Regions from separate parts of the Homo sapiens genome. Here region 1 is linked to region 2. The links are chromatin contacts, found by Hi-C in ENCODE. All regions are on one chromosome and are shown on one strand. Each heading gives the region's core, a stretch centred on a gene start or an enhancer-like site at or near the end of the contact. The rest is flanking DNA. Distances are from core to core; before and after follow the strand shown.

Evidence for each region. A loop is a pair of places that touch in the nucleus more often than their neighbours do. Pooled maps may share reads with other maps.
Region 1: a pooled map shows a loop between it and region 2 (7-fold over the local background). The contact joins the enhancer-like site here to the promoter of POLR1E in region 2. A Hi-C loop is called at or near these places in 4 of 50 pooled maps.

The regions. Positions count from the first base shown.
Region 1 is chr9:36,992,734-36,995,433 of GRCh38, reverse strand. The region is part of intron 5 of PAX5 (paired box 5); the gene reads left to right. Among named protein-coding and RNA genes, the nearest start is that of PAX5, 40 kb to the left of the region's middle. RefSeq lists enhancers at 54-123, 174-233, 264-423, 1,734-1,783. Within about 2 kb of position 1,418, at least 4 of the 41 ENCODE cell types and tissues checked have a DNase peak (open chromatin) inside an H3K27ac peak, as active enhancers do.
Region 2 is chr9:37,484,630-37,487,329 of GRCh38, reverse strand. POLR1E (RNA polymerase I subunit E) reads right to left here and starts at 1,382. Exons shown (of 12, transcript NM_022490.4): 1 at 1,207-1,382; 2 at 524-627. The coding sequence starts at 1,282. RefSeq lists a silencer at 1,255-1,584 and an enhancer at 1,326-1,917.

The DNA.
Region 1 (2,700 bases), core at 169-2,668, 490 kb after region 2:
TCTCTCGCGGGCCTCCCTTTCCTCCTGCTCATTCCTCCTGTGCCTCCAGTCCCTGTGTGTTGGCTCAGCTTCCCGTCTCCAGGCCATTGCCCACTCAGGGCCTGCCACCTGGAATGCTGTCCTTGAGCCTGGACCTGGCCTGGCTTTCTGGAACCAGCCCACTCCCCTGTGGGGATTTCCAGTGTTGGGTCATTGGTCCTTCACAACTGGCTGAGACCCAAGGATTCTTTAGGGTCCAGTGTGGAGTATGGGTGAACAGGCAGCCTCTCCATCTCCTTTTCCCAGTGTGGCTTTGGGGGCAGGAAGGAGGTTACCACCATTTTGTCTTGGCCTCTGCTGGGGCTTTCCAAGGGCAGGTCCCCTCCCTGGCCCTCTGTGTGCTGTCCCCTGGATGTAGAGAGGTGTCTACATGTCCCCTCATGTAGAGAGGTGGGTTGTTACCTGAGTTCTCTTTTTGTCTAGGAAGGAGTCAGGACCAAGGTTCTGCTGGGGTGTGGTCGTGGTGGGGGCATCACGTAGAACCCAGGGGGGAATTGGCAGCCTGGTAGCCATGCTTTCCTTGGCTTGCCCTGTATTGATGATGATTTTGAATTAGTTACCAACATTGCAAAATCAGGAAATTTCATGTATGGATGGATGCCTGGCTTCTTTGGGGAAGAAAAATCAGATCTGGCAACCCTGGGGCAGCTGGCAGCCTGGCAACCCACAAGGCAACAGTCATCTGGGGCTGCTGGGCCCGAGTTCTCATGCGCTCCCCGCTCAAGTTGCTCTCGGCACTTGTGCTCTGTTTTCCTTGGCCTGAAGGTCTTTGAGCTTCTGGAGTCTTAGCATGAACTCTAAAGAAACCAGTTTGGCTCAGTCTCTGCCTGTGGCAGCTGAAGCTAATGGGAGGCAGATCCTGGAACTGGCCGGTGGGGCCGAGTGTGCGTGCGTGTATGTGTGTGGTCAGGGAAGTGGGTAGTCAGGCTTACAGGCCAGAGGTGGGTAGGGTAGCGGAGGCAAGAACTTAGGGCAGTGGCCAAGCAGCCACACTCCTTGGCAGGTCATGTGCTCTATACCCTGCAGGTAGGGTAGTCCAGGCACAGAGGGCGCAGGCTTGGCCCAAGGGTATGCAGGGGGCAGTTAGTGGCAGAGATGGTGAGGACCTGGTTTCCATCTCCCTGCCTGGCGGGCCACTCTCCCCTGTGATCTCTGTCCTGATCTTGTAGCTGTGGGCACCTCAGCTGAGACCCAGATAGACAACTGCTGGAGGCCTCTGTGGTAACGCAGGGCATCTGAGGCCAGGTGGCCAATTGGAGGGGCTCCTGGGGCCTTTCCCTAGTGCCCAGGGCCTGTCCCACGGGTGGGGGCTCAGGTTTCGGTTCCTCCTCGCTCCTGGGTCCCCAAGTTTCACTTTGATTCAGTGAGCGAGAGCCCCCGTGAGAGCCAACGCCGCTGAACCCCCACCCTCTCTGTTTGTGCACCTGGTTTGCCCCAGCCCCTCCCCCTCCTCTTACCCCCAGTTCCTTTTCCCATGGGGTGGTGTACTGGTGTTCGGGAGAGCCCTGGGGGTATGGGAGAGGGCAGGGTGCTGCCATGTGGGGATCTCAGTTCAGGGAATCAGTTTGGGGGCCAACCAGTAAAAGAGTGGTGGGGCCGATGGAGGGGGATATAGTCTCATCTGCTGTGGGCAGTCCCCTGCCAAGGCGGTCTGGAACTTGAGGTGAAATGGCCTTGGCTTTCTCCACCCTGCATGCCCTGCTGCCCCATGGGGAAGAGAATCCCACAGTCCTTTCTCTCTGGCTTGGGAATATGGTTTAATCCCTGGCTGCATAGCCTGTGGGTCAGAGAATTTACAAGGCTTCAAACCCCTGCCCCTGCTGTGTCCCTTCTTCCTGTCCCTTTCTCTGTCTGGGCCTCAGTTTTTCCATCTAAAACAGGAGATCAATGAATTGCTGAGGTTTTTTTCTGGCACCAAAATTTTGAGTTTCTCCTGGTTCCATCTCAAGTCCTCTTGGCATTATTGTAGGGCAGCAGTTCTCAAATGTTTGGTCCTGGGTCCCTTTAAACTCTTAAAAATTATCAAGGACTTCAAGGAGCTTTAGTTTATGAGGGTTAATTAAAATGGATGAAAGTTTAAAATATTTATTTATTAAAAATAACAGTAACAAACAAGTAACATAAATAATATTTTTGAAATAAGAAAGAACCGAATCTTCCAAACCCAAAATTTAGTATGAATGGCATTGGCTTACAGTTCTGCAGATCCCTTTAGTGTCTGGCTTAATAGAAAACAGCTGGACTCTCATAGCTGCTGCTGTATTCACTCCGTTGTGATGGAACACATCTTACAGCTTCTGAAAACCTCCACTGTAGACTCGTGAGAGAATGAGAGTGAAGAAGACAAATCACACATTAGCATTAATATGAAAATAACAGGTGCAGCAAACCACTATGGCACATGTATACCTGTGTAACAAACCTGCACATTCTGCACGTGTATCCCAGAACTTAAAGTAAAATAAAAAAACAATGAAAATAATTTTGTCCTCACAGATCACCTGAAAGTATCTTGGGGACCCCTTCTTCCAACCCTGGCAGGGCTCCCTGGACTACACTTTGAAAATTTCTGCTTCAGGCTGCTGCAAAGTCTGAACTTGCCTACTTATCACTCATATAGATAAGGTGAGCAATTAAGTGGTTTCAGTTAAAAGAAAGGTG
Region 2 (2,700 bases), core at 133-2,632:
AGACCTCTCCTCCCACTGAGCTCACTCTGCCCTGTACTCTTCCCCACGTGGCCTCAGAGCTTTGTGTAAAAGTGTCCCTCACAGCCAGTTCTCATCTCTCTAGAGCAGAGGTTCTCAATCCAGGGAAATCCACTCTGGTGCTACTGGCATCTAATGAGTAGAGACTAGGGATGCTGCCCCCACAGCAAAGAATTATTGGCCCAAAAAGTCAATAGTCCTGAGGTTGAGAAACCCTGCTCTAGAGTATGAACTCTGAGTGGGGCTAGGCCTGATTTGGCTGTTTTCCTAGAAGCTTGCAGCACAGGGATGCAGAGGGGCAGGTTCCATAAATGCTTGTTGAAAGAACAAATGAATGAAAGATGGAGCCTGTCCCCACATCCCAGGCTGCTGGGCATCAGAGTTCTTCAAAGCTCCATTTGCTACTACTCCCCTTTTTCTCCCCTCACTCCCTCCCACATCCACCCACTCCCAGGGGCCTTCTGAGCCCTGCAGAGTGGAGACAGCTGGCAACTGCTTCACTTACCAGGATCCGTTGATTCCTCTTCCTGGGGTTGGTGGAATCTTTGTTCTCATACAAGGTAAAGCGCATGTTGCCTGGACTCTGTAGCTTCCCGTTGGAGAACTGGACTGTAAGAGTGCAGCCCAAGAATGAGATGAGAGCAGAAGGCCACACAATGTACCACACAATGTACGGTGGGACTAGACTGTCACTGGGAGGGAGTGTCAGAATGGGGATGGCAAGGAAGCTCGGGTCCTGACCCAAAGGGAACTGGAGGAGATCCGGGGCCAGCTGAGAAGAGGAGGTAGGGAGGTGGGAGAACCCTGGGGAGGGGCTGTGACAGGAGGGAATGTCTCGCGGAAGGAGGCTGACAGCAGAGGCCTGGTACATACCTAAAGTGACAGAAGGAACCCCTGCCCAGTGAAGAGAGGGAAATGGGGGAGGCGGGAGACCTGGTGGGTGAGGGGGTCAGCAGGGTCCTGGACACAGCTCTGGGGAGCGGGTGAGTGGGATGTCCCAATCTGGCTGGGAGGTAGTGACAGAAAGACGGACAGGGGAGCCCTGACAGAGCCCAGGGGAGTGGTGGAGACTAGAGGGGTCCCGGCCCCGCTGGGGAGAAGCCCAACGGAGGGCGAGAGGACAGCTGAGGTACCGAGACGGAAGGGGAGAGGGTTAGAGGAGCACTGCTCCAGCTCCGCAGTCTTTACCCAGTACAGCTCTCTGGCTCCCGTCGGGCGCCCCACAATACTGCCACCTCGCACTCGGCAACACCTCCGCCGCCATCTCGCCTGTCTGTCCGCCAAGCACAGGAGTTAAGACAGCAGCAGCCACAAGCGCACTTTTAAACACGCGGGAGCCCAGGCCGCGCTGCGGGCCGGAAAAGGCGTGGCCCCGCCGGGCACCGCCCACAGCGCGCGAGCCGCGTGTCCCCGCCCCCCGCGTAGAGAGGCGTGGTCTCCGCCCACAAGGTGCCACACACCCGCTTGACTGGCCGAGGCGCAGCACCTGATTGGCTCAGCGCTCGCGTGCACTCTGGGTTTTGTAGGTCCAGAGCCCGAGGCGCCAAAGGCTTCAGCCTAAGCTTGCTATGAGCCTTCTTCCGGCTCAGCACCTTCTAAAGAGAGTGTCGTCTCTCTCTCCTACCGTGACAAACTCATCTTCCCAAGACCTGAAGGACCAAGTTCAAATTTAGAATTCTCTGACAGGAACTGCTTGAGCCCCAACTAAATGTGGCCGCTGGCGAATAGCCGCCCCTCTCTAGGGCTTCCCACCCACCCACGTGGACATCCAGCTCTAGGTACAAACTTTGTCCACAGTCCGACAAACAGCTCCCCGCCATGGGCTGTGGCGTGCACACCTGTGGCCCAATCAACACTGAGGTGATGGAACAGAAGCCCAGCCAACCCCGGAGCCTTTGGGCAGGAGATTCTGGACTGGAATAGAAGAGGGAGTCCGAGCTGATGGACATGTCCCTTTTTCACTGCGGATTCAACCCTTCTTCTGCACGGGGAGTTTTCAGAGCAGAAAGAAGGCGAAAGCAGGGCCTTTAAGCATGGACGCTGGCCGAGGCCCCCTTTGCCCAAAGATGCGTACTATTGAAGGGCAAGAACTCCGGTTGACTCCCCTCTGTCTTCCAAATCACCTTCTTTCAAGACTCTTTTCCTTCCACACACCCTCAACACCCGCCTCCAACACCCAGGATCCTAGGAATAACCCTAAAGCCTGCATGCCCCTTTGCCTGAGCACTTGTCACGCTTTTCTAATTACCCAATCTCAAACGTAAAGAAACACTGCAAGAAATGTTTTTGCCCTGAACCATTTAGAGTAAGTTGTCAACCTGATACCCTTTCAACCCTGAAGACTATAGTATTTCCTACAGACATTCCCTAAATAACAACACAGCCATCAGAATCAGCAAATTGCCGGGCGCAGTGGTTCACGCCTGCAATCCCAGCACTTTGGGAGGGAGAGGCAGTTCTATCCCTTGATTCCAGGAGTTTGAGACCAGGCTGGGCAACATAACAAGACCCTGTCTCTACAAAAAATAATATTAGCCATGTGTGGTGGCGCACGCGTGTCGTCCCAGCTACTCGGGAGGCTGAGGTGGGAGGATTGCTTGAGCCTAGGAGGCAGAGGCTGCAGTGAGCTGTGATGGTGCCACTGCACTCTAGCCTGGGCGACAAAAAAAAAAAAAAAAATTA